Regions from separate parts of the Mus musculus genome. Here all the other regions are linked to region 1. Evidence: chromatin loops called from intact Hi-C (ENCODE). Cell type or tissue: heart. All regions are shown on one strand. Links, peaks and the distances in the headings refer to the core of each region. The heading gives the core; the rest is flanking DNA. Region 1 overlaps Atp6v0a1 (ATPase, H+ transporting, lysosomal V0 subunit A1). Region 2 holds the start of Cavin1 (caveolae associated 1). Region 3 overlaps Stat3 (signal transducer and activator of transcription 3). Region 4 has its middle 13 kb from the start of Cavin1. Region 5 holds the start of Atp6v0a1 (ATPase, H+ transporting, lysosomal V0 subunit A1).

Region 1 (5,000 bases), core at 1-5,000:
TTCATCTTCGCCGCCTTTGCCACGCTGACCGTGGCTATCCTGCTGATCATGGAGGGCCTCTCGGCCTTCCTCCACGCGCTGCGGTTACACTGGTGAGTGGCAGGGGGCCAGGGGTGGGGCAGGCCACGCCTTTGCTCACAAAGAGTAGACAGTCCTCTTGCTTGGCACCAGAAGTCTGTCCCTCCTCCAGCTCTCACCGCACATCCCTCCCCCACTTTCCTAGCACAGGGAAGGGCCACAGGAAAGCCCAGCTCATCTTTTCATGGCTTCCGGGAAAGGACCTGCTCCTTGCTTCAGTATTCCTCAGTGCTTCCAATTGTGCTTATAGAGTGGAGAGGGAGTTGTGGTAACAGGTCTAGTTTTATTGTTGTTTGTTTGTTTGTTTGTTTGATGTTTAAACAGGGTCTCACCGTATAGCTAGGCTGGCCTTGAACTCACAATTCTCTTGCTTCAACTTTTCAAGTGTTAGGATTATAGGCAAAAACTACCCTGCACAGCTAGGAGTTCATTTTGTGTGTGGGTGTTTCTGTTTTGTTCTGGCCTGTGACTCCTGTCTTTAGAGCACTAGACTGGACCCCTTGCTGCCTTGGTGGGATGCTAGCTATACTAAAGCAGCTTTTCCAAAGGTGGTGTGGTGTGTGTGTGCTCGCATGTGTGTGTGTAGGGCCGTGGTGTGTGTTCGCTAATGTACCATGTGACCCTTAGGGACTCTATATGAAGAAATGGTTCAGGAACAGAGGAGCTAGAGGCTGGGCTGTGACTGTGAGTTCAAAAGAGGGTTGCTAGGCCTAGCAAATACCAATACAAGAGAAGTCTAGCGATGTGGCCCAGTTAAAGCATTTGCCATCAAGTCTGACGACCCGAGTTTGATCCCTTGGAACCACATGATGGAAGGAGAGAGCCAACCTTTGCAAGTTGTCCACTGGCCTTCAGATGTGTACACTTACACCCCACACACACACACACACACGCAACTGTAATTTAAGAATTCTTTAGTAATACAGGATGTTCAGTTAGATTGAGTTTCAGATAAATAGTGAATATAATTTTTGTATGAATTCTCCTAAAGGCCAGGAAGCCTGTGTTTTGCTAGCAGCCCTGCCTCAGACTCTGCCTCTTTGGGGCTCCATTTACCCCTTGGTGCTGTGTTCCCCATTTCAGGAAAGGGTTAATCCCAGCATCCTGGGAAGCTCTAGTTGACCCCACACTGTGAAGGGATCACAAACTCAGAAAGCCCTGGCTGAGGTGGTGTGGGTGATCTCCGTTCCAGGAGGGCTTTGCACAGCCCTGACCTGAGAAGCCTTGCCTCTGTGACCCTCATCTTCCTCTCCTGGCTTGCATTGCAAGTTTAAGATCCTGTGCCTGGCTGTACCAGGCTATGGGGAGACTTGCTGCATGTTAGAGGCGGGCTGTAGTCCTCCCTCCATAGCTGCTTTAGAAGGCCTGTGCTGCTGTGTCAGCAGAAGCTGCTGTCTCTTGAGCTGGCCCTCTCTGAGCCGGCCCTCTCCTCCTGGCTCCTCTTCTCTGCACCCAGTGGTTTGTTTACTGTAAGCCTGGGAGGTTGGGAGTGCTGCGTGCTTTCAGCTGCCGGCTTGGCACCCTCTCTTCAGTTTATCAGCCAGCACGCTCCACTCCGCAGCATACCTCCCCAGCCACTCCAGTAAGGAGTGTCTGTGTAACGAGCCCCCCGCCCTGTGACTCACTTTTTCTTGTCCTCTTGACCCCCTTTGCTTTCATGTTCCCATCTGTGTCTCCAGAGCTGATCTGAGGAGAGAGCGCCTACCTCTCATTAGTTCCTGCCTGTGTTAAAGCCTGGTTGCCTCCTATGCTGGGCACGGTGAGGAGCCATGAAGCTTGGATCAGAACCATCAGGCAGACCAACAAGGCAGGGGCGCCCTGTTCTGAGGAGGTTGCCTGGCCCTGGGTCTCATGTTTATCAGGAGCTGAGGCAGTTTGGGGTGCTATGTTTTATTGCCAGAACGTCCATGATTGCAGGCTTACCTTTGGCCTTTAAGTGACCGTGTGCCTTCCTCCACTCTCCTAAAGGAACGTGGAGGCGTAGCGGTAGTGTGAAGTAGGCTTCTGAGACAAACTGCCCTCACTGGCAGCTGATCCTGAGCTCTCTGAACATGACTTGGTCTTGTGTGGAGAGAGACGATGATAGCCATGTGGCAAAGTTACTGTGAGAAACAGAAAATAATATACACGCTAAGTGTCTGCTACATGGCCTGACACACCATAATAGACCATGGCTGAAAGTCCACCGCCCTACAGAGAGACCTGGCTGCGTGTGCCCCATAAACAAACTTCTTAGGCTGGTTAGAGGATGGGAGGCGCTTGCTGGCATCTGAATGCCCTAATGCATAGTCTGCGAGCACAGGCTTGTAGTATGCGTCTCATGTTGTTTGTCTGTATGGCAGTATAAGTATTGAGTAGAAGAGGAGACTCTCGGAGGAAGCCTCCTGCACCTTTCAAAACCCTGGCTTTGGAGGGATGGGTGGCTGCTGAGATGGGGCACCACCAATTTTAATTGGTGCTTGGGCGCCCTCTATTGGCCAAATTCAGAAGTATGCCAAGACCTAGAAGGAGCTGAGCAGGTGCTAGCCCTTTGCTGAGAGATGGAACAGCTAGCTGGTGCTTGCCAAAATGGTCCAGGGATAGCGCTCATGATTCCTGGCACCAGACACAAGCATCTTCATGCCTCACACAGTCTCTTGGCATTTCCCTGATACACAAGTTCTGAGTTTCTGTGGTGGGATTGAGAAGAAAAACACTTAAATTAAGTTTGATTTGATTTGATAGCACAAACCACTAGTCTGAGATTTGTGAAGGTCATAAAGTCAGTGACATTTGAAGATATAGTTTCCTTTTGGGTTGTGCCTCTTCCCACCTACCACGTAGCATGCGCTTGGTATTCATGCTCACCATAACTAGACAGGAAGCAGGGATCTGGCTGTAACCAGCCATCAGGATGAAACATAAGACTGCTGTCATGAGACAGGAGTCCATATGTGTCCATGCTGGTTAATGAAACAGAACTGGGAGTAGGCCTTAGAAATGGTGTGGTGCCTGGGGGAAAAAAAAGTCCTGGGAAGATAGTTGCAGGCTGACAGCGCTGCCTGAGGTCCAAACCATCAGACAATGTAAGCCCTGGAGGCAGAGCCCAAGAAGCAGCCGCTCTAGGCCTCTTCCAAAGCTGTTCCCCTCCACCACACCCCACCAGCAAGGGAAGAGGCCCCACAATCCCTTCCTCCTTCACCCAGCCCTGAAAAGAGGTCCCTGGGACCATGGCAGGAGCAGGCAATATCCTCAGCCCCGCCCCGCCCCGCCCCCATGGCTGACTGGAGGGCCTTTGCCAGGAGCTGAAGCTGGCGGAGGTGTCAGAGAAGTCTGTTTGCCCTCCTGATACCCTTGAGTGGGAGGTTCATTTCACTAGAGCTGAGCAGCAGAAGAGCTTGCAGGGGTCAGCACCTCTCACCCCACAAAGCAGCCTCAGATCTGTACTTTCTCAGGAAGCACACATTTCCCTGGCTCGGGGAAGAGGGTGGGGTGACCTGAGGGAAATTGTTTTCCATCTCTGTACTTGGAGCTTGAGGTGAGGACTCTCTGGGTGGGAGGTAAAGTCAGATTTGACCTCTAGATAACCCCAAGATGCTGGCCTCCTGTGTGTGTGTGTGTGTGTGTGTGTGTGTGTGTGTGTGTGTGTGTGTGTGTGTGAGTGCGTGAGTGCGCGTGCGCACATGCATCATAAACACTGTGGAAAAAACAGAAAATGTAAAAGGTCCAAGATGTTCCTGGTTAGGACTGCCCTGAGCTCCTGCTGGTGGGAAGCCTTGCACCAGAGGGACCTTGTCTGTCAGCCCACACAGCAGAGCTTTTATGGCTCAAGCCAAACATAGGCAAGCAGGGCTTTTGCTGACCAGGCGAGGACCCCTTAATCCTCCAAGGAAAACTCAGGCTCCATTTGCCCCGTTTGGAAATGAGAATTGTCTGACTTTGCCATCGGCCAGCCAGGGAGTCCGAGTTCCGAATGTGTCCTTAGACCTGGAGGCGGGAGTGGGAACCCGTGATGGCACACTTGGGCTAAAGAGTATAGAATAAAGAGAGATGCACATCTTTTGTTCCATTGTTCGGAAATACCCATGCTACACGTGAATGAGGCCTACTCAAACCCCGTGGGAGCGAGAGATCAGGAGACTAGCCACTCTCCTCCAGAGCCAGCTCTGTGCTAGGACTTAAAAAGGGCTTAGAAGCTGGGCAGTGGTGGCACACACATGCCTTTAATCCCAGCACTTGGGAGGCAGAGGCAAGTGGATTTCAGTGTGGAGGTCAGCCTGGTCTACAGAGTGAGTTCCAGGACAGCCAGGGATACACAGAGAAACCCTGTCTCCAAAAAAAAAGGGCTTAGAAGCCAGCACTACAGTGCGACTCTGGGCCCTGACCCTGGAATCTTGCAGCTCCTCTTAGCTCAGAGCTCCATTATTGCTGGCTTCCATTTTCCCCAGGAGCTCCTGGGGCCTGGGCCCTGCCCATGTAGAATGTGGGAGCGGGCACCCTACGATCAGTTCTGTGCTTCCCCCCACTTCTCCCAACAGGCACAGCCTGTAGCTCTGACACTCAGTCCCCAGGCAGGCACCCTGGAACTGAAGGGGTGTCTGGCCACCTCTTGCCCACCATTGTCCAGTTGATAACTAAAGCTGAACTGGGTTAGTCTCGAGGCCTTGAAGTGTCTGTCACCTGTCCCCTGGAGCCCACCACAGTCCCATCCCCGTATGTTCTTGCAAGAGTCACACGGTCCCGAGTGGAAACTATGCTCCATTGCTGCTCGGCCTTTTGCTCTGAATCATGTTCTGCCCATATTTGGTGGTGATTTGGCTGCTGGGCTGCCATCCAGGGGAGTGTGCGGGAGGAAGCAGGCAGGCAGCCCTGATGTTTTCCTGCCCCTCTGAGTAGGAAAAGGCCCCGAAGCCCAGCAGGGATGGCTGCCGATCTGTCTGAGA
Region 2 (6,475 bases), core at 1-5,000, 87 kb before region 1:
TTCAGATACAGTCAAAGCCATCTAGTGCATGCCCCACCCCACCACACTAGTCAGATAGTGATGACTGTCCGATGCTGGAGCTGGAACAGATCAGAGAGGAGGATGACCCCATCAGAGAAGTCGTCCACCCACTCAACACTTGTCCTTTCTCTCAGAATCACCCTCCTCAGCCTGGGGAGGTTTACCTCCAGGTTGAGAATGTCCCCAGACTGCACAACCTGGTCCATTTAATGAGAAAGTCACCTGTCCAAGTTCTTTGTGACAAGCACAGAAGGAGCGAGCTAGCTTACTTCTCTTTCCCTAAACATCACCTGTGTGGCAAGGGCCGCACCGGTCTCAAAAACAACCCACAGGACCCACACCTCCTGCTTCCAAGCATTAGACTGAGTGGAAATGGCTTTCTAAGTCAACACTCTTCTCCTACCCAGTGGGTGCTATAAATGGGAGACGCAAAGCTTTTTTTGTTTGTTTTAGACTGGGTTGTGTTATATGTCCCAGGTTGCTTTGGCCTCTGAAATGATTGGGGCCCCGGGTAAACACCAGCCGGGCAAAGCTTTTTGCAGGCCCCTTGAGAGAGTACCCCAGCAGTATGTAGAGGCAGGAGCTGGGAGCAGGCCTGCTCTGCCTCTGGCCTACCACCAAGGATTCCAAGAATATGGTCTGCTCCATTCTTCCCCAGACACTGTCCCATCTGCATCGCTCATGGTTACTCTTAGGGAAACTAAGCGAAGGTCCTCATCTCACATCACATGGTTACTCTGGGGCATCTTAATCAAGAAAGTCTCTGAGCTTGGTGATCACAGCCCCTTTACAAAGATCTTTGAAGGTAGAGCACGTTTCCATTCCCTTCAGGAGCATAAACTAACCCTACAACCATCACTCCTATTAGGAGTAGAAGCATCAACTAGGCCCAAGCAGGAGGACGCAGAGCTCAGCACATTCCCTCCCAGGGAAAGAGCACTAAGTCCACACTCAGCTCAGCCTTACTCTCAAGGGGGTCAGGGATGGGGAGCGCAGGGACAAATCTGCACTGCACTGACTCTCAGATGCTTTAGGGGTTAAGATATCACAGTTATATCCAGGCTGGAGGAACCCAGAAAGGTGCAAAGAATGCAACGGGTGGAGCCCGTGGAGTGCGGCAGCCTCCACCCACCAGCACCTTCACAGCTCGGGACATGGCCCCCGCAATCATGCGGGGGTGGGGTGATTCACTGCGCCCAGACCGCCACCTCCACCCGCCCCACTTACACTCCTAACGCCCACCCTACCTGCCCCACCCGCTCCCAGCAGGCGCCAAGGGCGCCCGCGCACTGCAAGACCCTTGGGAACTGAAAGTGCCTGGAGGCCAGGGGCAGATCGCGGCCTAGGGACATGCGTGGGTAGCCGAGGTTGGTGCGGGGGCGCGGGGATAGGGTGTGGGGGGCTGACGATCGTGTCCCTTGCATGGCGCCCCCGCCACTGCGTGCCTGAGCCCTGAATCACCCGCTATATCGGGCCCGCAGCGCCGGAGGCCCCAGGTCCCGGGCCCCACCTTTAGTGTCTGCTTACAGAGGGGCATACAGAGACCACCAGAGACCTCGGGCATTCCCTCCCTTTTCCCTCTCTCCGCCCCACCAAAAAAAAAACTTCCTCCAAGTGGAAAGGCGTTTGACAGAGACAAGCTGGGAGCATTCAGCGTTCCCAAGTCTAGCCCGCTAACTTTTCCGATAGGAGTTAGAGACCGTGGGGAGGAGCCTGGAGAGGAAGGCGCAGGGTGCGCCCCTCTGTGAGCCCCAAGAGTTTGCCACTCCCTAAACCCCACTCCAACTGGGTTCACAGGAAGGGGGGAGGAGCTCCTGACCGCTCTCACCAGGCCGGGCTGGCGGAGAGACGAGCCTCGGCCGGGTGTCCCCACCCGGATCCCAGGCCGGGACCCCAGCTCTGGGCGCGGTCCGCCCCGCGGGCTCACCTGGTAGATCATGACTTTGAAGTTGCGGCGCCTCAGCAGCTCCGCCTCGTTGACCTCCAGTTTCTTTATCTGGCCGGCCTGGCGCTCCAGGCTGCCGCGCACGGTCTTCACGTTGACGCTGACCTTGCGCACCTTCTCCAGCAACTTGCTCACGGTGTTGCTCGTGGTGGCGTGCGCCTTGCCCAGCTTGCTCAGCTCTCCCTGGATGCTCTGCACAGCGCCCTCCATCTCCGCCTGTCGCTCCTCCAGCTGGGCTTGGGTCAGCTGGATCTGGTCAACGGCGCCGATGATTTTATCCAGAAGGCTCAGCACCAGCACACCGTTCACCTGGTCCGACTTGATCAGCTCGTCGGAGCCGGTCCCCGACGGCTCCTCCGTGGCCCGCGCCTCCCCTTGGGTGGGCTCCGGGCCCTCTGAGGAAGCATCGGGAAATCCGGAATACGGCCGCTCAACGATATGGAGCGTGACATCCTCCATGGCTTCCCGGAGCCGTGCGGGGCCGACCGGGTGGAACTGGAGCGGGAGACCGGGAGAGAAGGAGGAGCGAGAGACTGGACAGCGAGCAGGAGCCCAGAGCGGAGGAAACTCGAGCCACGTCCGTGCGCACCGGGACTCTAGCCAGAACTGTGGGGCGGGGAATCTGCGAGTTGCCCGGCTCCTAGACCAAACCCGGAGTCCCGTCGGCCATTGGCTGGCCCCACCCCAGAAAGGGAGGAACCGGGGCAGGAGGGGAGACCAACCCCGGAGGGGCAGCAGAGGGGAACCCAAGAGCTGGGCGCCCCACCCTGTTCAGGATGGTTGGAATAGTTGGAGCGGGAGTCTAGGGCCCCCCTTGGCAGTGGAGGCTGCGGCAGCGGGACTGGGGCAGAGGAATGTGAGCTGCGGAAAGGAATTAGGTCTTCGGAGTGTGCTCTACTCTTTCTCTTTCCTCACCCACAAACCCACTCCAGCCTTTTAAGATCAAGCTGAGGTCCAAATGGCGCGTGAATTGGGTGTAAACGAGTAGTTTGTGTCTATGCCTCATGTCCTTGGAGGATCCTTGCCCTATACAATCTTTTTCAAAGATTTGGGGGTCTGCCCCCATCGTCTATCTATACACTGAGTTACCACTGTCCCCCAAATCTTGTGGGGTTGTTAGTGAGAGAGAGGGAAGAGATGAAATGACAGAAAGGGTGACGGCCTAGAAAGGGCCTCTAGGTTTCTCTTAGAATTGTAAGGACAGGGCATGATTAAGGCGAGAAGTAAATTATAAAGTAAAAGCTTTTGGTCACTTCTCCCAGGGCCCCCTCCAGCAGATATCTAGCTAATTCTAAGAATGTGAGCGTCGGACTCGTTCTTCCCTTGGGTTCTCGGATATTAGGTGAGCATTCAGGGAGATCACGGAACCCCATCTCTTTACCTAGCAGAGAAAAGAAGGCCAAGAGGAGGCAGGTGGCTCTCCAGGGTTCACTCCAGGTTACTGTTGCCATCTGTTCTTAGCTCCAGGTCTCTGAACTCCACCGGTACTCAGTACCTTTCCCTGGGGCAGGAATTGGGGCAACTATAGCGGTACTACCGAATGGGGAAGCGAACAGTTTTCTTCATGGTGCTGAACACCAAGGAGCTGGCAGTTCTGAGCAGGCGCAGAAAAGTCCTTAGCACAGACGTCTAGAGACACAGGCTGCCCTGTGTCTCTAGACACAGGCCCTCAGCAATCCCTGGAGCCACCCCAATTCCCTTTCCCACAGAGATACTGAAAACCTTTTCCCTGATTAGGAAACCAGGCTTGGGGTTCCCCGCCTGGATGGGTTCTCGGCAAAAGGTCACTTCTAGTCTGGTGCCCACCCTCCTTAAGTTAAACGCTGCTCTGTGGAGACTCGAGGGTCGTCGATCTAATCAATCAATTCACCAACGTGTGGAGCAGATTGCCATATAGGGTATAGAACTTTAGGGACCTCTGAATAAAACAGCAATCCCCCAACACACCAATTGGTTTTCTCACTTGAGGTTAAAGAAGAGAGACCCTCAGGCGAGAGTGGCGACGCACGCCTTTAGTCCCAGCCATTGGGAAGCAGAGGCAGGCAGATCTCTGAGTTCGAGGCCAGCCTAGTCTACATAGTGAGATTCAGGATAGCCAGGACTACACAGAGAAACCCTGTCTTGAAAGACAAAACAAAAAAAAAGAGTGAACTTCTGCATACAATTGAATATTTGCCAGGTGTGATGGGATACCTTTGATCAAAGCACTTGGAAGGCAGACAGGCAGATGTCTATGAGTTCGACAGCATCTTGGTCTACATAGCTAGTTCTGGGCCAGCCAGAGCTATACACTGATACCCTGTCTCAAAAACAAAACAAATGGGGAAACAAACAAACAAAATAAACTACATGTTTTATAACCATCACAATGGGCAGATTACCAACTTTTTAAAAGAAAGAAAGAAAGAGAGAGAGAGAGAGAGAGAGAGAGAGAGAGAGAGAGAGAGAGAAAGAGAGAGAGAAGAAAAGAAAAAAAGGGGACTGGAGAGATTGCTCAGTGGTTACAGGTGCTTACTACTCTTACACAGAACCCAAGTGTGGTTCTCAATAACCACAGTTCCTCTGGGTACAGAGAATCCGATGTCCTCTCTTCTGCCCTCCACTGGCACCTGCACACACACACACACTAAATAAGTAAATAATTAAATAATTTAAGGAAATTATAGCAATTAAATTTTTTTTCTATTAAGAACTGATAATGCTTTAAGAAAAAAGAATGTCAGGAGAAAGCCTTACTGGACCTTCAAACTCTTTCTCTTCCTATATTTTCAGTATGGGGCATGGTAGTGCACACCTTTAATCCCAGCACTCGGGAGTCAGAGGCAGGTGGTATGAGTTTGAGTTTGAGGCCAGCCTGGTCTACAAAGCAAGTTCCAGGACAGTCAGGGCTGTTACATAGGGAAACCCTGTCCCCAAACACAAGTAAACAAAAGGCACACAGAAGAGTTGGCTCATGAGTTAAGAGCACTGCTGCTCTTGCAGAGGACCAGGTTCAGTTCCCAGCATCCACATGGTGGTTGACCACCATCCATAACTGCAGTTTAGGGGATCTGGTGTCCTCTTCTGATCTCCGCCAGCCCTAGGCCAGCACACGGTGCACATACATCCATGCAAGGAGAATGCTCATAGGCACTAAACAAATAAATCTTTTCAAAAAATTAAAAAGGTGTGTGTGTGTGTGTGTGTGTGTGTGTGTGTGTGTGTGTGTGTGTTCAGGTTTGCACGCGCAAAGTCAGAAGACAACTTTTGGGAGTCAGTTTTCTCCTTGTAGCCTGAAAGTTTGGGATCGAACTCGGATCATCAGGCTTGGTGGCAAGCACCTTTACCTGCCAACTCCCCTACAGCCCCAAGCTACATTACTCAACAGGCAAGGTACAGATTGCAAATAGTACAAGCAAGTAAGTAACACAGCGGAATGAAGCCATTTTATTTGTTGTTTTCTTTTGGATTCTAGGCATGCACCAACATGCCCAGCTATTTTTGTTCCTTGAGATAGGGTCTTGCCCAGCTGGCCTCGCATTCATGGTGATTCTCCTGCACCGGCCTCCGGAGTACCGGAATTGCAGACATGCTCCACCATAACCACTAAGGAAATTGTACTTCTTTTCCTATCCTAGTTATTAGTCTTCCCTCCCAGAAAGCCACTGTTAGTATTTTCCTGGGGAATTTTCTACGGCACATTTCTGCATACGTGTGTGCTTAATCATATATACCTGCAATTTGAGCTTATGAGAGGCTAAAGCTGGATGTTTGTGAGTTGGAAGCCAGCCTGGGCTACAATAGCAGGACCCAATTTTTCTTTTAAAAAGAAAGAAGGGGGCTGGAGAGTTGGCTCAGAGGTTAAGAGCACTGACTGCTCTTCCAGAGGCCCTGAGTTCAATTCCCAGCAACTACATGGTGGCTCACAACCATCTGTAATGGGATCCGATGTCCTTTTCTGGGGTGTCTGAAGAGAGCAATGGTGTACTCATCTACATAAAATAAAATAAGTCTTTAAAAAGAAAGAAAGAAGAGGAGGAGGAAGAAGAGGAGGAGGAGGAGGAGGAGGAGGAGGAGAACATAGTAACATACACCTTTAATCCCAGCACTTGGGAGGCAGAGACAGAAAAGTCTATAAATTTGAAACTATCCTAGTCTACACAGGAGAGTTCCAGGCCAACCAATATTACCCTATTTCAAAAGAAAGAAAGACAAAAGAAAAGAAAGAAATTTTGTGCACAAAAAGATCATATTATATATACATATATATATTTTTTGAAATGTTAATATTTCCTAAGGTTTTCTTTTCCACACAGAACTACCCTATTTTTTAATGTATGCATGGACTATAGCTTATTCAACCAGTTCCCTATCAGTGGACATTTGCAGATTACATTTTAAAGAGGCATTTGTATGGATGCTTTGCTTTTGTGGCTACATCTTGCTAAGGCAGTTGTTAAGTCAATACAGTTGTGGCTCTCCCACCAGGAAAGTCTTTGCAGTCCACTTCGTCAAAAGTTCAGTATTTGC
Region 3 (6,475 bases), core at 631-5,630, 170 kb before region 1:
GAGGGAGTAGGGTGATGACAAAGGCTTTCCAGTGCCCTTGGCCTACCTCACACCTCCAACCGACAAGCATACTGGGTAAACAAAACCCAGGGATATCTAGGTTCTCTCTAGCCTTTGTGTTTGAACCAGAGGCCAAGCCACAGCTCTCGGATCTCTTTTACAGATTTGATCTGCAACCATTCCAGGGTTTATATAGATGATCAGCCTGAAGACAGCGCTGGAGAGGCTGTTAACTGAGTATTCCTTGATATGGAAAGGCTATGCTGTGTCAGTGTGTTTTGCCCTTTAATTCTTATTTTTTTTTTTTTTAATTTAAAGAGGAACCTCTGGGCTTAGTCCTAGCTTCTATGTGGATATTAGCAAGGTTGAAAGTGCAGAGCCAGGAGTTCCCAGCCTGGGGTATCAGCTCACAGAGTGGGGCAACAGGATGCCATGGGCACCAGGAGGCACTTGTCTAACAACCAACCCCGAGCTGCTGAAAAAGGAGGGCAGGCGGGCAGGACAGGAGGTGTTCCCCTTGCTCCCTTCTGCTCTCAGCCCCATCCCCAGACTCAGAGGTGCTCTCCTCTTTACATAACAGTTTATCACCCACACTCACTCATTTCTCTATTTTAAAAAGTGCCCAGATTGCCCAAAGATAGCAGAAGTAGGAAATTAAAAAAAAAAATCTGGAACCACAAAGTTAGGAGTTTCAGACGATATGGGGTTCGGCTGCTTAGGGGTGGAGCACGGGGCAGGTGTCTCAAGTCACGTCTCTGCAGCTTCTGGTTTCAGCTCCTCACATGGGGGAGGTAGCACACTCCGAGGTCAGATCCATGTCAAACGTGAGCGACTCTGCAGAGACACACAGAGAGTGTCAGTTCAGCCACCTGACTAAAGCCGACTCACAAACCCTCATCCCTCTGTACGAGGACAGGGCTCAGGAACCACCAGTCTCCTGTTCCTTCAGACATGGACAAGGTCAGAAAAGCCAGACTTCCTGCCCCTCACAGGAGGGCCTTGCCCTCCCAGAAGAGCACAGTCTCCACCTCAGCCCTCACTCTCTCTTTCAGGGGTCTGAGGCTGCCCTGGGTGTGGTAGCCTTAGCCACACACTGCCACCTGAGACTAGCCTAAATCAAAGGCATCAAAGCCACTCCATTTCAAAGACTCAGTAGAGGAGGCGGGACAGGGGAGGACAGCTCCATGATTTCTCAGATGCTGAAGTGCCGCTGCTGCTTACCCAAGCTGTCAAAGTCTCTTACTGCTTTTACTGTGGCTACTGGGAAACTGCATGTGTGTGAGTATCATTTCCACAGCAGAACATGGCCCTAGAGCCATTTTTTGTTTTGTTTTGTTTTTTCAAGACTGGGTTTCTCTGTGTAATAGAGCCCCGGCTATCCTGGACTCACTTTATAGACCAGGCTGGCCTCAGAACTCACAGGGAGGGATCATTCTGCCTCAGGCTTGGGCCACCACACCCAGCTCTAGAGCCGATTTCTACCAGTGTGGATGGCAGGCCCTGGCTCTGTACAGGCAAGCATCAATGGGGCCTGACCCTCCAAACACTCACCAAACTGCCCTCCTGCTGAGGGCTCAGCACCTTCACCGTTATTTCCAAACTGCATCAATGAATCTAAAGTGCGGGGGGACATCGGCAGGTCAATGGTATTGCTGCAGGTCGTTCTGTAGGAAAGGGGGGACGGCAGGAGTGGGAAGGGCCAGGTTGACAAGACACAATGGAGGGGGAAAAAAAAAAAGAACAAACACACACACACAAGCCATCAAACTCTGGTCTCCAACAGAAAAAATAAAAACTCAAGCTTTTTAAACACACAAGGTCACTCTGAGCACTAAACAAGCCCAGCAGCTACCAGCCCTTCACGGTAACTCTCACCCCATGTCCTCCCTATTCCTGGGGACAACTGAGCACACTAGGACACTAGAAATGAATGCGAAACTGGGAAGGGCGGCCACTTACGGTGTCACACAGATGAACTTGGTCTTCAGGTACGGGGCAGCACCTGCAGAGAGGAAACCCGGGCTTTAACAGATTGTGACTTGCTTTGAGAACATGCAAGAGGAATCCTCCTGCCTCTCCCAGACGGCGTGAGCCAACCTTACAGAAACTGCCCAGACACCGCAGTCCAGCTCTTAGGGCTGTCCTCCCTCATCACATGCTGCTTGCCATCCAGTCTTGCAGTTTGAAGTTCTATCTCTTCCATAGAATTTCCTGAGCTGCAAAGACTTCTGCAGAGACACCTGCCCCACCTCTACCCAGCCTACCGTCAACTCTTTTGTTTTTGTTTTTTGTTTTTTTGAGACAGGGTTTCTCTGTGTAGCCCTGGCTGTCCTGGAACTTACTCTGTAGACCAGGCTGGGCTTGAACTCAGAAATCCGCCTGCCTCTGCTTCCCAAGTGCTGGGATTAAAGGTGTGCACCACCACTGCCCGGCCTACCGCCAACTCTTGTGCATCCTTCCCCACCCTGCCTGAGCGACCAACCATCTTTGTGTAGCGTTAGGCTTCTCCTGTGACCTGGTCACACTTGTGAATTGACTTCCCTGTTTGGTGACCAGCCCAGACACCAACAGGACTAAATGCTTACGTGCTGGAGGCTCCAAAGCCACTTCCAATCAGGAAAACATACCCCAGCCACTGGGAGACAGGACACCAGGTCCGAGAACATGTGCAACAGCCAGGAAACCTGGCCAAGGCGCCATCTCTTTCATGTGTGGGACAGAGAAAGAGACAGGACTGGCTGTCTTCCATCTCTGCCGTTTATGTTGGAAATGTGAGGACTGAAATGTTAGGCCAAGAAATCTGGAAGCCCTGGGGACACTGGCATGAAGCCCTGGGGGTTCAGTTAATGATGCTCGCAGCGGGCCTGGGGCTGTGTGGGTAGGCTAAGAAAAGCACAGACAGAACACTGGGGCTTACAAGCATCCAGCAAGACAAACCCCTGGGAGAAGCCATTAGAAAGTGCTCTTAGATGAATATGCAAGCTCATTTGTGGCCAAGAAACAGGTTAACTCAGCACAGAAGCAAAGGAATTATTGAGGCAACTGTGCTGCCTACAGTTCTAGAAAAGGTCTCTAGAGTGAGAACTGTCACCTTAAAGAGACAGAGGGGATCAGGGAGATGGCTTAGTGCTTAAGTCATCTGTCACCAAGCCTGAGCTCTGTCCTCAGGGGCTACATGGTAGAAGGAGAGAGCTGACACCCTCAAGGTCCTCCAACAAGGACCACCCCCAACACACATGCATACACAATAAGTTAGAGCGGAGAAGAGAAGACTTTCATTCTCCAGTGGTCAAGAGAGAAATATTCTTTGACCCGGCCCGAGGTAGGAGTGCGGGACACAGACTGGAGATGGAAGAGAGAAGGAACATCCTGTTGCTGCCTGGTGAACTTGCTCAAAATCCCTCCAGAGGAGCACAGGGTATATTACAGCCTCCTGACAGACAAGGAAGACCCAGGACGAGGCTCCGGGGAGGTCTCTACTGCAATACTCCTGTAGCAGGGGCAGAGGACAGGGACATACAGGCTCACCTCCCTAAGGGGATCATCTGAACCCCCTACCCTTCCATCATCGGGCTCCGGAGCCCCCAGTGCACTCTCCCTAGGCTCACAGGCAAGCCCATCAGGCAGTGGGCTCCTTTCTCATGCCCAGGCCTTGCCCCTGAGGAATGTCTCTGGGCAGCCTACACAGGAATGGTGATGGAGGTGGATGCCTGACCAGGGGCCTGGATCTTGAAAGCAAAATTAGTCAAAAGGATCAGTGCTCGGACTTCAAAGTCCTCTGTGAAAAGAACAAAGACCAGTGTGAGAGGGACTGATAAACAGATCTTCCAACTGAAGGCAAGGTGGAAGCAGAGATAAGGGACAGACAGGAAGTGAGAGCTGAACTCCTCCACAGAATGAAGAGAACTCAACAGCAGAACAAAGGGAAAGGAAAGTAACCGTCAACAAGCGACTCCTCCAAGAATGGTGGGCAGAGCCGGGGAAGCTGTGTGCAGGTGCTATGTGAACAGAAGCGGTTGGTGAAAAAACACCAGAGCAAGGAGGCCGGCTCACACAAGGCACCTCAGAGCAAGGAGGCCGGCTCACACAGGGCACCTCAGAGCAAGGAGGCCGGCTCACACAGGGCACCTCAGAGCAAGGAGGCCGGCTCACACAGGGCACCTCAGAGCAAGGAGGCCGGCTCACACAGGGCACCTCGGAGCTCAGCATGTGCAATGATCAACAACAGTCTTAGAAAACCAGACTCCTCACCAGCATAAGGACAGAGGCAAGCGTCAATGCAACAAGTTTGAAATGGCTTCAGACCAGACACCTCTGACTCTTTACACTGGGACCGCCCCAGACACTACAGACTTAACACAACATAATTTCTATTTTTCATATAATTTATACCAGCAGTTCTCAACCTTCTGAATGCTATGACCCTTTAATACAGCTCCTCATGTTGTGGTGACCCCAACCATACATTACTTTTTCTTACTACTTCATAGCTGTAATTTTGCTACAGTTATGAATCATAATGGAAATCTCTGTTTTCCTATAGTCTTAAGCGCTCCGTGAAAGGCTGAGAAATGCTGATTTACAGCCACACGCACTCCCACAGAGTAGATGCATCTTGTTTCTAAATGCCAAGTCCACATTCCCTCCAGTCATCATCTCTGGAACATCAACACCTCCAGCTTGATGTCAGCTCTGCCCCAGGCTGCCAACAGCCACTGCCCCAGAAAGCCTTTCTTCAGACTCCTGGCACTGCTCACTCAGGACAGCAAAGCATGCTGGACTCAAATCTGTCTCGGGTCTTCTGGAACCCACTGACTGGAGAAGCACCAGAGAGACCTGCCTTCATTTCTCTTTCTAGTGTTTTAAAGTGGCGGGGTGGGAGGGAGGGGGAGATGGAAAGGGAGAAGAGAGGAAGAGGGAGAGATACTATTTTCATCTTCAGACTTCCAAGCTCCCTGAGGGCTGATTCTGTCCTCCTCTTGAATCCTGAGTTAGTCACCCTGTCAAGGAACCCAATAAACCACTCTTTCCCAAAAGAAGGAATCACCAAGCCCTGCTCCCACAAGATACTCAGCCATGTCCTTGTCTCTCCAAGGATGCGTACTTTCTCACTAGGAAGGAAGGCAAAGCCATGGAAAGTCAACAACTACCTGGGTCGGCTTCGGGGTGCTCCTGGCTCTCGGGCCTACAGTACTTTCCAAATGCCTCCTCCTTGGGAATGTCGGGGTAGAGGTAGACAAGTGGAGACACCAGGATGTTGGTCGCATCCATGATCTTATAGCCCATGATGATTTCAGCAAATGACATGTTGTTCAGCTGCTGCTTGGTGTATGGCTCTACAGACTGGATCTGGGTCTTGCCTGTCACGGACCATGGAAGGAGAGATTATGCCAGTGGAGTGAGTGCTGGAGACTCTGAATGCCCTGCCCAGTGACTTGGAACTGAGGCAATATCCAGGCGGGCTTGTAGAGATCCAGCTGGCTCATAGGCAAAAACACCTGCCGCAAATGTATTAACGGGGTAGGCAGGAAAGGGAGTACAGAAGTAAGATTTCAATCACACTTTTCTACACAAATGTTAGCCAAATGAGTGAACAGGACAAACTGGCAGGCCACCTCTTCAGGAGGCACAGGCCCTCTCTGCCCTTCAGGGGGCAGTAGTACCCAGAACATGAAGTAGCCGGGTGCTGCCAGTGGCCAGCAGGTGGAGCAAGTGATACAGGAGGCAAGCGTTCTTACCACTGATGTCCTTTTCCACCCAAGTGAAAGTGACCCCTCCTTCTTTGCTGCTCTCGCTGAAGCGCAGTAGGAAGGTGCCCGGGGGCTTTGTGCTTAGGATGGCCCGCTCCCGCTCCTTGCTGATGAAACCCATGATGTACCTGCAGCCAAGGACAACCAGTCACGGGCTTGCTGGGAGTAGGTGACTCGTTACACAGGGCAGCCTTACTGCAGAGTTTAACCTTACCCTTCATTCCAAAGGGCCAAGATATACTTTTTCACAAGGTCGATGATATTGTCTAGCCAGACCCAGAAGGAGAAGCCCTTGCCAGCCATGTTTTCCTGGAGAAAAGAATGGGAAAGCAAGTCCACCACCACTCACCCCAGCTCTTTCCTGCCAGAGCCTTCTTACACCCTCAGGTTCCTCTATCCTCAGGCAGCTCCTGACAGCTGCTGGAGAAAGGGGTCCTGGGCACCCCACACCTACCTCCTAACTGAGGGAATCAACAGGATCACTTACTTTGCAGAATTTAGCCCATGTGATCTGACACCCTGAGTAGTTCACACCAGGCCCTGGAAGAGAAAACAACAACCGGATTTCAGCCTTGGCCAAAGCTATTTCTTAAGCAGAATTTACAAAAAGGCCATGCATTTGTACATGTACTTACAGGGTGTGTGCCACACATGCCCACACACACCCAAGCCCAACAGCTGTCCCTAGATTAGGCCAGCACAGATGTCCTGTTGGACCCCTGCTT
Region 4 (6,475 bases), core at 592-5,591, 75 kb before region 1:
GTGCCTAATAGTCTCTTGAAGGAAATGCACAAAAATTAGAAGACAGTGGGTGGTTGTTGTTGTTGTTTGGTTGTTTGGTTTGATTTGGTTTGGTTTTTTTCCAGACAAGATTTCTTTATGTAGCCCTGGCTGTCTTGGAACTCACCATGTAGACCAGGCTGGCCTCAAACTCAGAGATTCTCCTTCCTCTGCCTCCTGAGTGCTGTGATTCAAGGTGTGTGCCAACACTACCTGGCAAAAGTTTTAAATTAGATATGGTGACTCATGGTTATGATGCCAGCTCCCAGGAGGCAGAGGCAGGAGGATTACTACAAGTTTGTGGTCAACCTGGGTTGCATAGTGAGTTCCAGGCCTGGGATTATCTAATCGAGAGAGAGACAGAGACAGAGAGAGACAGAGACAGAGAGACAGAGACAGAGAGAGAGAGAAACTTGTTTCAATAGATAATGAAGAAAAACTAGATGCTTCAAAAAGGTGGATGTCATTCAGCATAAACAAATATTCAATAGTTAGGATCTCCAGAATAAAAGGAAAAGAGTATCTTTTTTAAAAGCTTTTGTGGGGTGGGCTACAAAAAAAAAAGTTTTTTTTTTTTTTTTTTTGGAGGCAGGGTCATAAGTAGTTCAGGCTGGCCTCAAATTCAGAATGACCCTGAAGATGATCTTGAGCCCTTGATCCTCCACCTAAGTGCTGAGATCATGGGCGAGTCCCACCATATCTAAGCTAAAAGTTTTCATTCTTGAAATGTTTAAATTTACAGGAAAAAAAAAATTCTCGTGTCAGGGCCTCTCTATGTAGCATGACTGGCCTGGAACTAGCTATGTAGACTAGGCTGCTCTCAAACTCACAGAGGTCCATCTGCCTCAGTCCCCTCCGTGCTGGAAGTTGAGATGTGAGTTATACATTTGGTTTACAATCAAACCCCAGACCTTATGCATGGTAGGTAAGCACTTCAGCCCCAAAGATACACCCCTCAGCTGGATAACTGCCTCTTTAAAGGGCTCCCTTCAACTGGGGCAATAGCTCCTCATTCCGCCCTTGACTTTGATAGCAGACCTTTTGAAGGTTATAGGACACTCATTCTGAAAATGTTGCCCAAGTTCCCATGAGATTAGGTGGAGGGGATTTGTCACAGCAGGGACAGCGGAAAGAGGGAAGCTGAGTTCCTTTTCCCAGGTAGACAAAATATGTGACCTGCCCATTACTACAGCAGTTAACCCTGGTCACTTCAGGGTCAAGGATGCCATCTGCCAGCCAGATTTCCCGTAGGAAATGACTCCTTATCTCTCTTATAAACTGTAAATATTTTTTTCCAGAGCAATATTTTATGACTAGTTTAATATTCAATTTCCCAATAAACTTCTGCTCATTAGTTTAAGAATGCATTGAATTTTCTGATTGAATTATTGAGTTCTATGATAGCTATTCAATGATAATTTTTTATTTAAGTTTATATTTATTTATTTATATGTAGTTATGTATTTGTGGGTACAAATGTTTTGACAGTATGCATGTATGTGCACCATATGCCTGCCTGTTGGATCCTCTGAAACTTTTTGTGACCTACTTTATGGATGTTGGGAATGGAGCCCTGGTCCTCTACAAAAAGCAGTAAGTGTTCTAACTACTGTACCATCTCTCCAGCCTTAGACTGGTAAATCTCTAGTTCCATTTTATTTCTTCTCTACCCAAATTGATGTTCTCCAAGGGAATCTCTCTCTCTATCTCCTATTTGACTTATATAAACTATAGACTTTCGAATTACTATTTTGTTTAATGATGTATAATTTTATTTTTACTCTCACTATTTTGTTTGTGTGTTACATCTCCTGTAGCCTAGGCTAGGATTGAATTCTTTTTTTTTTTTTTTTCCCCTGAGACGGGGTTTCTCTGTATAGCCGAGACGTGCGCCACCACCGCCCCCTTTAGGCTTGAATTCTTAATCCTCCTCCTCCTCCTCTATCCATTACAGGCCTGCTTTCACGTCCACCAGTAGCATCGATTTATGCTTGCTCACATTGTCCCAGATTTGGAAGTAGAAAGCCCTCCAGGCTAGTTTATGGACCATTTTGCTATGTGCACACCACTTCTCAAACCTTCTCATATTGTTTCCTACAAGATACTCGATGTTGCCAGGAAGTGGTGGTACAGGACTTTAATCCAGCACTCCCGAGGTAGAGGCAGGCAGATCTCTGTGAGTTCCAGGCCAGCAAGGCTACACAGAGAAACGGAAAACAAAAATAAAACCCAAACCAAAGCAAACACAAGATACTGGATGTGAACTCTCCCAGCTCCTCCCTGGCAGTGTTATTTTGTTAGACCCTGCAGCAGGCTCAGCTTGTCTACCTGCAGCAACGGCGGCAGCACCACTGAAGGTTAAGGTGGTTAGTAAAGGTCCGGTCTATTGAAAGAAGAAAAAGGAAGGAAGGAAGGAAGGAAGGAAGGAAGGAAGGAAGGAAGGAAGGAAGGAAGGAAGGAAGGGAGGGAGGGAGGGAGGGAGGGAGGGAGGGAGGGAGGGAGGGAGGCAGAAGAGAGAGAGTCGGGATCACAATACAGTGTTTGCTTGGAACACTTGAGATCCTAAAATCAATCCTCTGCCCCGCCCCACGGTAACCCTCTTGCACCACTAAAGCAAACCAAACTCACTATCTGGTAGCATAAAATCATACAGAACAATTGCAAGTCCTTAAGTTTTGTTTGCTTGCTTTTGAGACAGTCTCCTTTAGTCCAATCTGGTCTCGACTTCTCTGTGAAGTCTGGGATGGCTTTAAATTCCTGATTGTCTTGCCTCTCCTTCCTCAGCGTTGGATGACAGGTGTGTGCTACCCCATCGCGTTAACGCTGGGCAGTGGATCCCTTGGTGCGTGCTAGACCAGTTCTCTATTAAAGGATCTGAACGAACCTCCAGCCCTAGCGGTAAGTCATAAGCACAGGGCTTAAATATCTTAACCAGAGAACGCTGTACTCAGTGATCAACAGGCAATCTAGGAAGTCAAGAACTGAGTCGCATCGGCTCCTCTTCTGCTTCTGGGAGGGTAGCAACACCAGCTTCGAGGTGTCTAAAGACCCTACTACAACAATAGCACGGCCCAGACCCCGCCTTAGAGGAGAGTGAGGGTCTCCCAGAGCGACCCTGCGGGAGGGGCGGACCAGCTTCCAGCTCAGCTCTAAATTATCCCACCAGAGGGCGCTCTGGTGCAGCAGTGAGTGTGCCTGTCACTATCTGGGCCAAGGCAACTCAAGCCCTTTCTGGATCTCCTCTCTTGCCTCTTCTGGTAAGCCCTCCATTGAGAACCAAACGCTGGGTAAAGTTCTGGGGCGCAGCTGCATCTTGAGGAAGAAATCACCACCTGTTTGATGGGGTGTTTTTCAGAAAGGCAGGCCTTGTCTCCATGTCTTAGAAACTTGACGGCAGATCCTATGTTCTGCTGCAAAATGACTTTGACAGCATGTTTGGAGTCCTAACAGGGAAGTTCAGCTATCCAGTAAAGGTAGCTATGTTCCTTGCCGTTATTAATGTAAATATGTATCATACACTGGAAGCGAGCCGCCTCTTGGCTCCACGTGCTGCACAATCCTCCCCCGCTTTGTGAACTGCCTTTTATTAATGATTTGGGGAAGCGGGGGAGGTGCTACAATTTTAAACATTTTTTAATTTTTTTTTCATATTAGGGTAAGTCTTAATTTGAAAAAAGAAGTCACAAGGTCTCTGGGAAATACTCTGAACCAGGTAAAAACTAGCAAGAGTGTTAGGTGCGTGCCACATTGGCATGCCATGGTTCTCCAGAAGGTTCCACACAATTTCCCACTGTGTAGCCCTGTTTTTAGAAGTCCTTACTGAGCGGTAGACACTGAAGCACGGAGGTAAAGGGACTTGTGTGGAGTCAGACTGCAAGGAGATGCACAGGAAGGGCCCAGAAACCATCATTCCTTTTGTTGTCTTTGATAATACGTATAAAAACCAGAAGAGGGTGTTTCAGTCAAGGCATGCTGTAAGCTGCCCAGTGCCGGTATGGGAATTGAAGCCTGGAAGGGCAGAGCACATTCTTTTGTTTGGTTGGTTTGGTTTTGCTTTTTGGTTTGAGGTTGATGTTCAGGGTTTTGTTTGTTTGGTTGTTTGGTTGTTTGGTTGTTTGGTTGGTTTGATTTGGTTTGGTGTTTTTGAGACAGGTTTTTTCTGTGTAGCCCTGGCTGTTCTAGAAATCACTCTGTAAACCAGGCTGGCCTTGAACTAACAGAGGTCCACCTGTCTCTGCCTCAAAGGTGCTGGGATTAAAAGGTAAGGGCTGACACCACCTGGCAACATTTATTAAGTGTGTGTGTGTGTGTGTGTGTGTGTGTGTGTGTGTGTGTGTGTGTGTGTGAGAAAGAGAGAGAGAGAGAGAGAGACATACCGAGAGAGAGACACACACACACAGAGAGAAAGACCTTACTCCTGTGATTGCTGAGAATGGTTTCATTCTCGCAGTAGATGGGGCAAAGAGCTCTTAATTTTAACTTTAAGTTAAAAAAATTAACTTGTGCCGGGCGTGGTGGCGCACGCCTTTAATCCCAGCACTTGGGAGGCAGAGGCAGGAGGATTTCTGAGTTCGAGGCCAGCCTGGTCTACAAAGTGAGTTCCAGGACAGCCAGGGCTACACAGAGAAACCCTGTCTCAAAAAAAAAAAAAAATTTTAACTTGTAGGGCTGGAGAGATGGCTCAGCAGTTAAGAGCACTGACTGCTCTTCCAGAGGTCCTGAGTTCAATTCCCAGCAACCACATGGTGGCTCACAACCATCTGTAATGGGATCCGATGCCCTCTTCTGGTATGTCTGAAGACAGTGACAGTGCACTCACATACATAAAAATAAATAAATAAACAAACAGAGTTTTCAAAAAAAAAAATTAACTTGTAGGCCAGGCTGGCTTGGAACTCAAATCTTAGATACCTGTCTCTCCCTTTCAAGTGCTGCAATTAAAGGCGTAGGCCACACTGCCCAGCTGTGTCTCAAGTTTCTATGAAGATACTTCTTTTATTCCTGAGGCTCTTTCTTCCTTTCTTTCTTTCCTTCCTTCCTTCCTTCCTTCCTTCCTTCCTTCCTTCCTTCTTTCTTTCTTTCTTTCTTTCTTTCTTTCTTTCTTTCTTTCTTTCTTTCTTTCTTTCTTTCTTTCTTTCTTAAGATTTATTTTTTAGGCCAGGCAGTGGTGGCACATGCCTGTAATCCCAGCACTTGGGAGGCAGAGGCAGGTGGATTTCTGAGTTTGAGGCCAGCCTGGTCTACAAAGTAAGTTCCAGGACAGCCCAGATTGCACAGAGAAACCCTGTCTCAAACAAACAAACAAAAAAGATTTATTTTTTATTGATGTATATACGATTTATAAGTGGGTGGGGGGAGATGTGCGTTCAGGTACCTTTAGAGGCCAGAAGAGGGCACTGGAGTCACAGGCAGTTGCAGGCAGTCTGATGTGGGTACTGAAAATCCAACACAGTCCTCTGGAAGAGCAGAATACATTCCTAACTGCGGTGCTCTCTCTCAATCTGCTCCTTCCCCCAGGTTGTGTCTTGTGCCCCCACTCTCAATCTGCTCCTTCCCCCAGGTTGTGTCTTGTGCCCCCAATCACCTCTTTCTCTGAGTTTCTCCAAAGTTTTCTAAATGTTACTAAGTCTAGGGGCAGGAGGGATGGCTCTGAGGGTAAGAGCACTCACTACTCTTCTAGTGGATCAGAGTTCTATTCCCAGAACCCAAGTCAGATGGCTCACAACTGCCTGTAGCTCCAGCCCCATGGACTCGACAGGTACCTGTACTCACATGCTATACACACATATACAAAAGTTTTAAAAAGTTTTTTATGAGTCTGTTCACCAACTTTCCAGTTGGCTGGTCATTATAAATTTCTATTAAATTTCCTTCCTTCCTCTCTCAGTGTTAATGTGTATAAGCGTTTTGCCTGCATGTATGTCTGTGTGCTATGTGTGTGCTTAGTGTTCACAAAAGCTATAAGAGGGCGTAGAGTTCCCTAGAACTGTAGTTACAGATGGTTGGACTGTGTGATGGTTTATATAGGCTTGGCCAAGGGAGTGGCACTATTAGAAGGTGTGGCCCTGTTAGAGTAGGAGTGGCTTTGTTGGAGTAGGTGTGTCACTGTGGGTGTGGGCTTTAAGACCCTCATTTTAGCTGTCTGGAAGCCAGTATTCTGCTACCAGCCTTCAGATGAAGATGTAGAACTCTCATGCCTGCTTGGATGCTGCCATGTTCCCACCTTGATGATAATCTACTGAACCTCTGAACCTATAAGCCAGTCCCAATTAAATGTTGCTCTTATAAGAGTTGCCTTGGGCTGGGTGGTGGTGGCGCCTTTAGTCCCAGCACTTGGGAGGCAGAGGCAGGCAGATTTCTGAGTTCGAGGCCAGCCTGTTCTACAAAGTGAGTTCCAGGGCAGCCAGGGCTATACAGAGAAACCCTGTCTCGAAAAACCAAAAAACAAACAAACAAA
Region 5 (6,475 bases), core at 1,476-6,475, 47 kb before region 1:
AGAACATCATATTTTATCATTTTGTTTTTGTACTTGTTTTTTGTTTGTTTGTTTGTTTGTTTGTTTTGGTTTTTTGAGACAGGGTTTCTCTGTATAGCCCTGGCTGTCCTGACACTCACTTTGTAGACCAGGCTGGCCTCAAACTCAGAAATCTGCCTGCCTCTGCCTCCTGAATGCTGGGATTAAAGGCGTGCGCCACCACGCCTGGCTTTGTATTTGTCTTTGTGAGATTGGGTCTCACCCTGTTGCCTAAGCCACCCTAGAAATTCTGGGCTCAATGATCCTACTGCCTCTGCTTTCCACATTCAGTAGACTACCGGTGCTTAACAATGCACCAGTACACCTGACCTAACAGCATTTCTTTACTTTTTTTTTTTTTTTCTATGCTTAGAATTTGAACCTCATTCATGGTTAAGCATGTGTTTTATCTCTGAGCCATACCCCCAGCTTCAAAAACATTTACATTTTATCTTGTTGGATAATGCTACGTCCTCTGATCAAGGGGTATATCTACCTCCTAGGGTTATTGTGATAGGTAAAGGAGTCTGTATTTACAAAGCATAGCGGAAACTTGCTGGCACATAGTACAGTGTTAATTATTGCACTCACCTCTTTCCCCTGCAATTTCTTTAGATGCTTTGTTGATCTACTCGGCCTGGTGTTCACTAGGAGGCAATCCTCCTGCGTCAGCATTCCAAATTACTAGGCTTACTACAGGTGTGAGCCATATACCCCCACCCCCACCCCCAAGTATTGAAATGTACTTCTCAAGATATTTTTTTTTTTTTGGATGGGAAATGTATCTGCTCCATTTTCGTATCTGTGGTACCTAATACTGTCTCACAGTTGTAGACTTCAACAAATATATTACCCATGAGGTATCATCTAACAGACAGAAATGCCCTCTCTGACCATAAAGAAAGGTGGAGGATAGAAAAATAGACATGAATCCCAAACCATAGACATTTGAAATTAGTGAGAGGCAAGATGGCCAAGATTAGAGCACGGAAAGAAAATAGATGAACACTGGGGAAAGATGTCTAGCAGGAGATGAAAGGAAGAAGAAGAAGAAGAAGAAGAAGAAGAAGAAGAAGAAGAAGAAGAAGAAGAAGAAGAAGAAGAAGAAGAAAGTCTTAGCTTAACAGGTTAAAGTATTTCAGACAAGCCTGATGCCCAAGTTCAATTCCTGGGTAACTCGGGGTTAAAGAGAACCAACTCCCACTAAGTTGTTCTCTGACCTCCATAATAACTATTATTATTATTATTATTATTATTATTATTGGACCTCTAAGAGGATGTACTTTCAGGGAAACCACGGCGTGGGGTGTAGAAACAACTCAAGTGAACTATAGTCCGGGATAGGCTTTCTTACAGGTAGTGTATGAAACACTTGTTTGCGGTTAGGAAGCAGCTGACTCTGAGGTTAGCTTTTTTTTTCTAAGTCTACGAGGAAGGAAGTGACAGTCATTGTGAAATACTTGGCAGGATTTCAATTGTGGGTCCCTGCCTGTAGAAGGAGCTTCAGAATGTGAAAACCGTAAAGCCTAGGTCTCAGAAATGCTGCTTCTCGAGAGAATTGTAATGAAGCAATACCTTCAATTACCATGTGCAGTAGAAAAATTCAAATAAAATGTTCACTGTGTCCATCATTTTGTTCGGGCTCACAAAACACGTTTTGTAATACTTCTGCCAAGCAGATAAAAATTATCAGTACAAGTTGCTTTTTTTTTTTTTTTTAAATCCGAAATACCTCCTTCACTACACTTGAATCTCAATGAGTTCCGCCACCCACAGAGACTGACTGACCAGTTCTCCAAGTTCCTCCTGATGTTTCTGCTGACTCCCTACTCTTCTTTAATTGGGGGGAAAGGACTCTATCAATATTTAGAAAAGGAGCTTTAAAAAAAAAAGGTAGGTATTATTTTGCATTCAAAAGATATATGAGGAACTGAAAACTCCTACGTGGTCAGATGGGTTCACAGAAACCTAGTAAGCAAGATAAAAATAATTACTTTGTCAACATGTGGTCTTCCGGGGATTTTTTTTTTTTTTCCAATTTGGATAAGTGTAAATCCTAGGTAGCTGCTGGAAGAATGAATCCGATACTTTGTAAGTGGACGAGATCCTATGTCTCTAATATAGGACTTATCTTAAGTCGCTCTCCAGTCTGGGGCTCAAATATTTTCAGAGGTCTAAGAACGACATAGGATGCGTATACGTAAAGAAGACTAGCTTTGAGGCTCCCTTCAAGCTCTCAGATCATTCTATAATGTGCCCATTTCTTTCATGCTGCTTTCTCCAAGAAAAAGTTGTGAATTGGTTCTCTGGAAAGTAGAGATGGCAGGTAACCTTGCTCCGAGGATAATAGAGAGAAAGGATTCTGATGGGCTCAAAAGGCAAACACTTCAAAAGTCACACGCCCAGCCCAGATGACTTCCAAACTGGGATAGAAATCACAACGCCGGAACAAAGATGGCGACTGCACACCAGGACTCGCCCGAGCCCCATAGACTCTGCACTGCGGCAGCAGGGGAGAGGCAGCATCCTATTGGTCAACTGAGATGAAATCATCTCGGGGGCGGGACTCGACGGTGGCGTGGGGGCGGAGCCTTGCTTGCGTACGCTGGTCGGCGACTCTGCTCAGCCTGAGCCGGGGTCGCTTTGCTGCGGCGGCTGCGGTCGCGGCGGCGGCGGAGCCGGCGAGAGGTGAGCTGGGGTTGTAGAAAGAGCGCTTCCCCGAGTGGCTTTCGAGGGGACGTGGAGCGCACTCGGATACCTCGGATGCTTGTCAGAAGAATTAGCCAGGATCTTAGGTCTCTGAGAAAAATATGGGGGGCTCATCTCCCTCTTCGGACACCCTTCCTGTGGGCAGAGGAACTGGAGGGCCACTGCTCAGGAATGACCCGGGAGAGGAGGAGGCGAAAGGACAGAAGAGATCGGATAGGCAGAGTGATCTGGGGGGATTTCTTAAAGGGTCTTACAATTTGGGGATTTCTTCCCTAACCAGGAGACAGGTTATGCCTGGTCCAGAAAATTTCTGCGCTCTCACTGTGCAGCTTAGAAACGAAGAGGTGAACGACAAATGCTCCCTGCTAGAAAGGGAGGATTGGAGAATCCGAGCGAGAGTCCTCCTGGGAGGACCTTGGGTTTGGATCACCCTTTTGCAGAATTACTTTCTTCGTACTTCATTTCGCGACCCCTGGAAACCGCTTTTCCAAATTCGTATTGTGTTTGGTTTCAGTGGGGGTAGAGATAGTCTTGGAGAGGCCTGTAATCATGAAGGAACAGGAGGAGGGCGGTAACTCACTGGAGGCTGTCAGCCCTGTCAGCCCTGTCAGCTATGCCTGTCAGACATGATTTCATTTATTTTGAGGTTGTGGCATCTATCCTCGTTCAAGGTGGAAAGGACTGGTTATAGCTTATGTGGGTGATTCATATTCTTAAGTCAACCCACATAATCTCTTGAGAAATGCTTGCTTTTAGTCGAGTGTGTTATTTTGCTCTCCTTGAACACCTAATGCCGAAAGGATTTGTTTTTCGGGTTCCTCAAAATGTCTTCCTGCCTTCCCGAAGGGCAAATCTTCTCGGAAACATCAGTCTTATCTATCGATTAACATGGAATTTGCATGACGTTACGACATTAAAAGTGATGCAGTGCATGATGATCTGTTGAGGATAGATACTGCAGATGCTGCTGTACCGAAGCTGAGCGGGGAGCTTATCGCGAATAAATAATTGCATTTTCAGTACCACTGATAGCGCCAGCTGCTGACCTGAACGGAAGCCTTCAGGCTCCTAGGAGAGACTTGACAGATAGAAGAAGGCAGTTGTCTTTGAGGATGGGGATGAGTCGCAGGAAGCTGCAGAGGTGGAAGGCTTTTCCTCCGGCTTGTTAAAAGTGCTTTGTCATTACCAACGTTTTCCTGTCATGCCTGAATTGAAATTAAGCTGTGTGGGCTCCTTTGTCTTTTTTTAAAATGATGTTAATATGTTGGAGTTCCTTAGAAGAGGAATACTGTTTTCCCAGGAGTTTGGAAGCTTGATCCTTTTAGCCATAGCTTTCAGATAGTGCTGGACATTTTAGATGTTGGAAGTGGGCATTGTCAGTGAGAGGGGAAGCAGTCACAGCTAGTCACATCTTTTATATAAGAGGGTAGTTAAAATCTCTTTTATTGTTTCCTGCTCACAAAAAACCCAAGAAACAAAATGAAATAACAAAGAAGAGGGTTTTAGCAGGAAAGTTTGTGTCAAGTGTGAAAAAGCAAACAGTAGCAACAAAAAAGCTCTGGGCATGTTGGTGTATCCCTGTAATCCCAGCTCTAAAGAGCTGGAGGCAGTGCCATTGGTGGTGGCTCACTATGCCAGCACTCAGAGGTAGAGAGACAAGTGGGTGAGTTTCAGGTCAGCCTGGTCTACAGAGTGAGTTCCAGGTCAGCCAAGGCTACACAGAGGAAATCCTGTATGGGGGAAAAAAAGAAAAACAAAAACAGATGGGAGGCAGGAGGATCAGGAGTTCAAAGCCAGCCTTCACTAATATTGAGTTTGAGGCAGGCTGTGGGTTATATAAGACACTGTCTCAAACAAAATAAAACCAGACCCCCAGGTAGTGTGAGCCTCATATTAAAGAGCTTTTGGGGTTCTCGGTTCCTGTCCTTATTCTGCATATATTCTTTTGTATTGTGTTGCTCCAAAACACTGTCAGTCCATCCTGATTCCTTGCATTGCTTACAAAGGAAATGACTCTTAGTCTAGGCTCTCTCGTCTGGGATTTAGTAACTGCTTTTGGCAATTTCTCTTTTGCACCTTTCTGAGCCAGATAGCAAGAGTGTTAAGACTTCCCCTTGGGGCATGCAAGATAAGAATCTCACCTAGGGTATTGTTTATTCTTGGTCCTATAGGTTAATTCTCAAGCCAAGTCATTTTCTCTCTTGCCTCGGATTGGAGTGAACTACCATCGCCACCATGGGGGAGCTTTTCCGGAGTGAGGAGATGACGCTGGCCCAGCTATTTCTACAGTCTGAAGCTGCTTATTGCTGTGTCAGTGAATTAGGAGAGCTTGGGAAGGTCCAATTTCGGGATGTAAGTGAAAGTAAAGCTGGTTTTTTGTTGTTGTTGTTTTGGTTTTTTTTTTTTTTTGAGCACCATTGATTGAACCGATTTTGTTTGTTATGTTGAATGGCTTTATCTTGAGGGTTTTCTTTTTTTTTTTTTTTTTTTATTTGCAAAGTAACAGCATAGCACTGGCTTAGCACTGGCTTAGACGGAAGCTCAGGTTGTCTCTTGTCTTTCTAGAGATAGAAATGGTTTCTGCTCATTTTTCCTTGGACAATTATCTTAAGCTGGGCATGGTGGTTCATCTCTATATGGCTAGTACTCGGGAGGCTGAGGCAATGAGGTGATGAACCTGAGCTACAGAGGGAGACCTTGTCTTGGAGGAGGAGGAAACAAAAAACTCAAATAAAACAAAAAACTAAGCATGATGGGAAATGACCTGTGACCCCTGCACTTCGGAGGTAGAAGAGCAGTGTTTTGAACTCAAGGCCGTCCTTGGCTACATAATAAGTTAGTTTGAAGCCAGCTACATGAGACCTTGTCCCGGAGAAAAAAGAAAACTATTTGAACTACTCTTAAGGAAGTTGTTAGGAATGCTGGTAGAAATTTTTTATTTTGTTTGCATCTCCCTAACACTACAGCCTGATACTTAAAACAAAAAGCAAAACAAAACAAAGAACCCTGTAGTTTCCCATACAGTAGGATCTAAAAGAAAAAAATTAAAACGAAATCTGAGACATCTAGGTACATCACCAAAACTTATATATATATATATATAGTATGTAAACAAGCATATGCTAATAATTCGCTGTTTTTGGATACTTGGAAAAGGATCTCAAAACTAAAAGGACAGACAATATTTTAAAAAATATGCTCTGGGAGTTTATAATATGAGCAAGAAGACACGGTGCACAGGACTGGAGGCTGTGGGTAGTCAGGCGTGTGGCACAGTGTCCCAGACTCAGATCCTGCAGGCTCAGAGTTCCAGGGACTTTTCATAGATTTTATAATAATGGTCATGACTTCACATTTATCAATGGGAACAGTTGATTACCGTCCCTCCTCAATGATCCCAGCCCCAAGGAGTCTAGCTCATTCTCTGTTTTTATACCTTTTTGTGTTTTGGGTGCCTATATAAAGTATCCACATTGATTGGTTGGAATGAATTCGTGAATTAAACAAGAGTGATCAGAAAGGGGCAGGGTTAACTAATACAGGCTCTGGAGCTGGCAAGCTCTTAAGTTAGCCAGCAGGTGGTTCTTTTGGTACTACTGCGTCCGTCCCCTGTGCTCTCCCTGTGGTCAATACACTTGTCATTTTCTTTCAAAAACAAAAGCGTAAAAACCAAAGCTGGACGTGATAACTCACATCTCCAATCCCCTCAAGGTCCTTGGGAGGCCAGCGTGGTCTATACAGTGAGTTC

What was found. A loop is a pair of places that touch in the nucleus more often than their neighbours do. Peaks named below come from ENCODE experiments on the same cell type or tissue, not always from the same donor. Only the 100,000 strongest peaks of a DNase experiment are listed, where the experiment ranks them.
Region 2: a loop joins it to region 1, with 4 times the contacts of the local background. A loop is called at or near these places in 4 of 42 quality-filtered maps.
Region 3: a loop joins it to region 1, with 4 times the contacts of the local background. A loop is called at or near these places in 22 of 42 quality-filtered maps.
Region 4: it touches region 1 in a loop (5-fold over the local background); 40 of 42 quality-filtered maps call a loop at or near these places.
Region 5: it touches region 1 in a loop (2.9-fold over the local background); 10 of 42 quality-filtered maps call a loop at or near these places.

Annotation. Positions count from the first base shown.
Region 1 is chr11:101,055,514-101,060,513 of GRCm38, forward strand. Atp6v0a1 (ATPase, H+ transporting, lysosomal V0 subunit A1) reads left to right here. Exons shown (of 22, transcript NM_016920.4): 21 at 1-92. Among named protein-coding and RNA genes, the nearest start is that of Naglu, 12 kb to the right of the region's middle. In heart, for the core only: CTCF peaks have their summits at 2,567 (motif pointing left) and 4,790; DNase peaks (open chromatin) are centred at 1,618, 2,548, 3,448, 4,888 and 1 weaker place; H3K4me3 peaks cover 500 bases; H3K27ac peaks cover 4,899 bases.
Region 2 is chr11:100,968,042-100,974,516 of GRCm38, forward strand. Cavin1 (caveolae associated 1) reads right to left here and starts at 2,576. Exons shown (of 2, transcript NM_008986.2): 1 at 1,949-2,576. The coding sequence starts at 2,425. In heart, for the core only: a CTCF peak has its summit at 4,562 (motif pointing left); DNase peaks (open chromatin) are centred at 40, 1,260, 1,770, 2,640 and 2 weaker places; H3K4me3 peaks cover 3,639 bases; H3K27ac peaks cover 3,617 bases.
Region 3 is chr11:100,887,927-100,894,401 of GRCm38, forward strand. Stat3 (signal transducer and activator of transcription 3) reads right to left here. Exons shown (of 24, transcript NM_213659.3): 18 at 6,238-6,290; 19 at 5,965-6,059; 20 at 5,739-5,878; 21 at 5,148-5,360; 22 at 1,960-2,002; 23 at 1,552-1,664; 24 at 1-834. The coding sequence ends at 779. Among named protein-coding and RNA genes, the nearest start is that of Stat5a, 32 kb to the left of the region's middle. In heart, for the core only: CTCF peaks have their summits at 3,392 and 3,597; DNase peaks (open chromatin) are centred at 2,775, 3,563 and 4,725; H3K4me3 peaks cover 261 bases; H3K27ac peaks cover 2,745 bases.
Region 4 is chr11:100,980,393-100,986,867 of GRCm38, forward strand. No RefSeq gene overlaps it. Among named protein-coding and RNA genes, the nearest start is that of Cavin1, 13 kb to the left of the region's middle. In heart, for the core only: a CTCF peak has its summit at 5,416 (motif pointing right); a DNase peak (open chromatin) is centred at 3,179; H3K4me3 peaks cover 788 bases; H3K27ac peaks cover 947 bases.
Region 5 is chr11:101,006,859-101,013,333 of GRCm38, forward strand. It overlaps Atp6v0a1 (ATPase, H+ transporting, lysosomal V0 subunit A1), which reads left to right and starts at 2,583. Exons shown (of 22, transcript NM_016920.4): 1 at 2,583-2,706; 2 at 4,899-5,079. The coding sequence starts at 4,963. In heart, for the core only: a CTCF peak has its summit at 3,774; a DNase peak (open chromatin) is centred at 2,583; H3K4me3 peaks cover 2,779 bases; H3K27ac peaks cover 2,292 bases.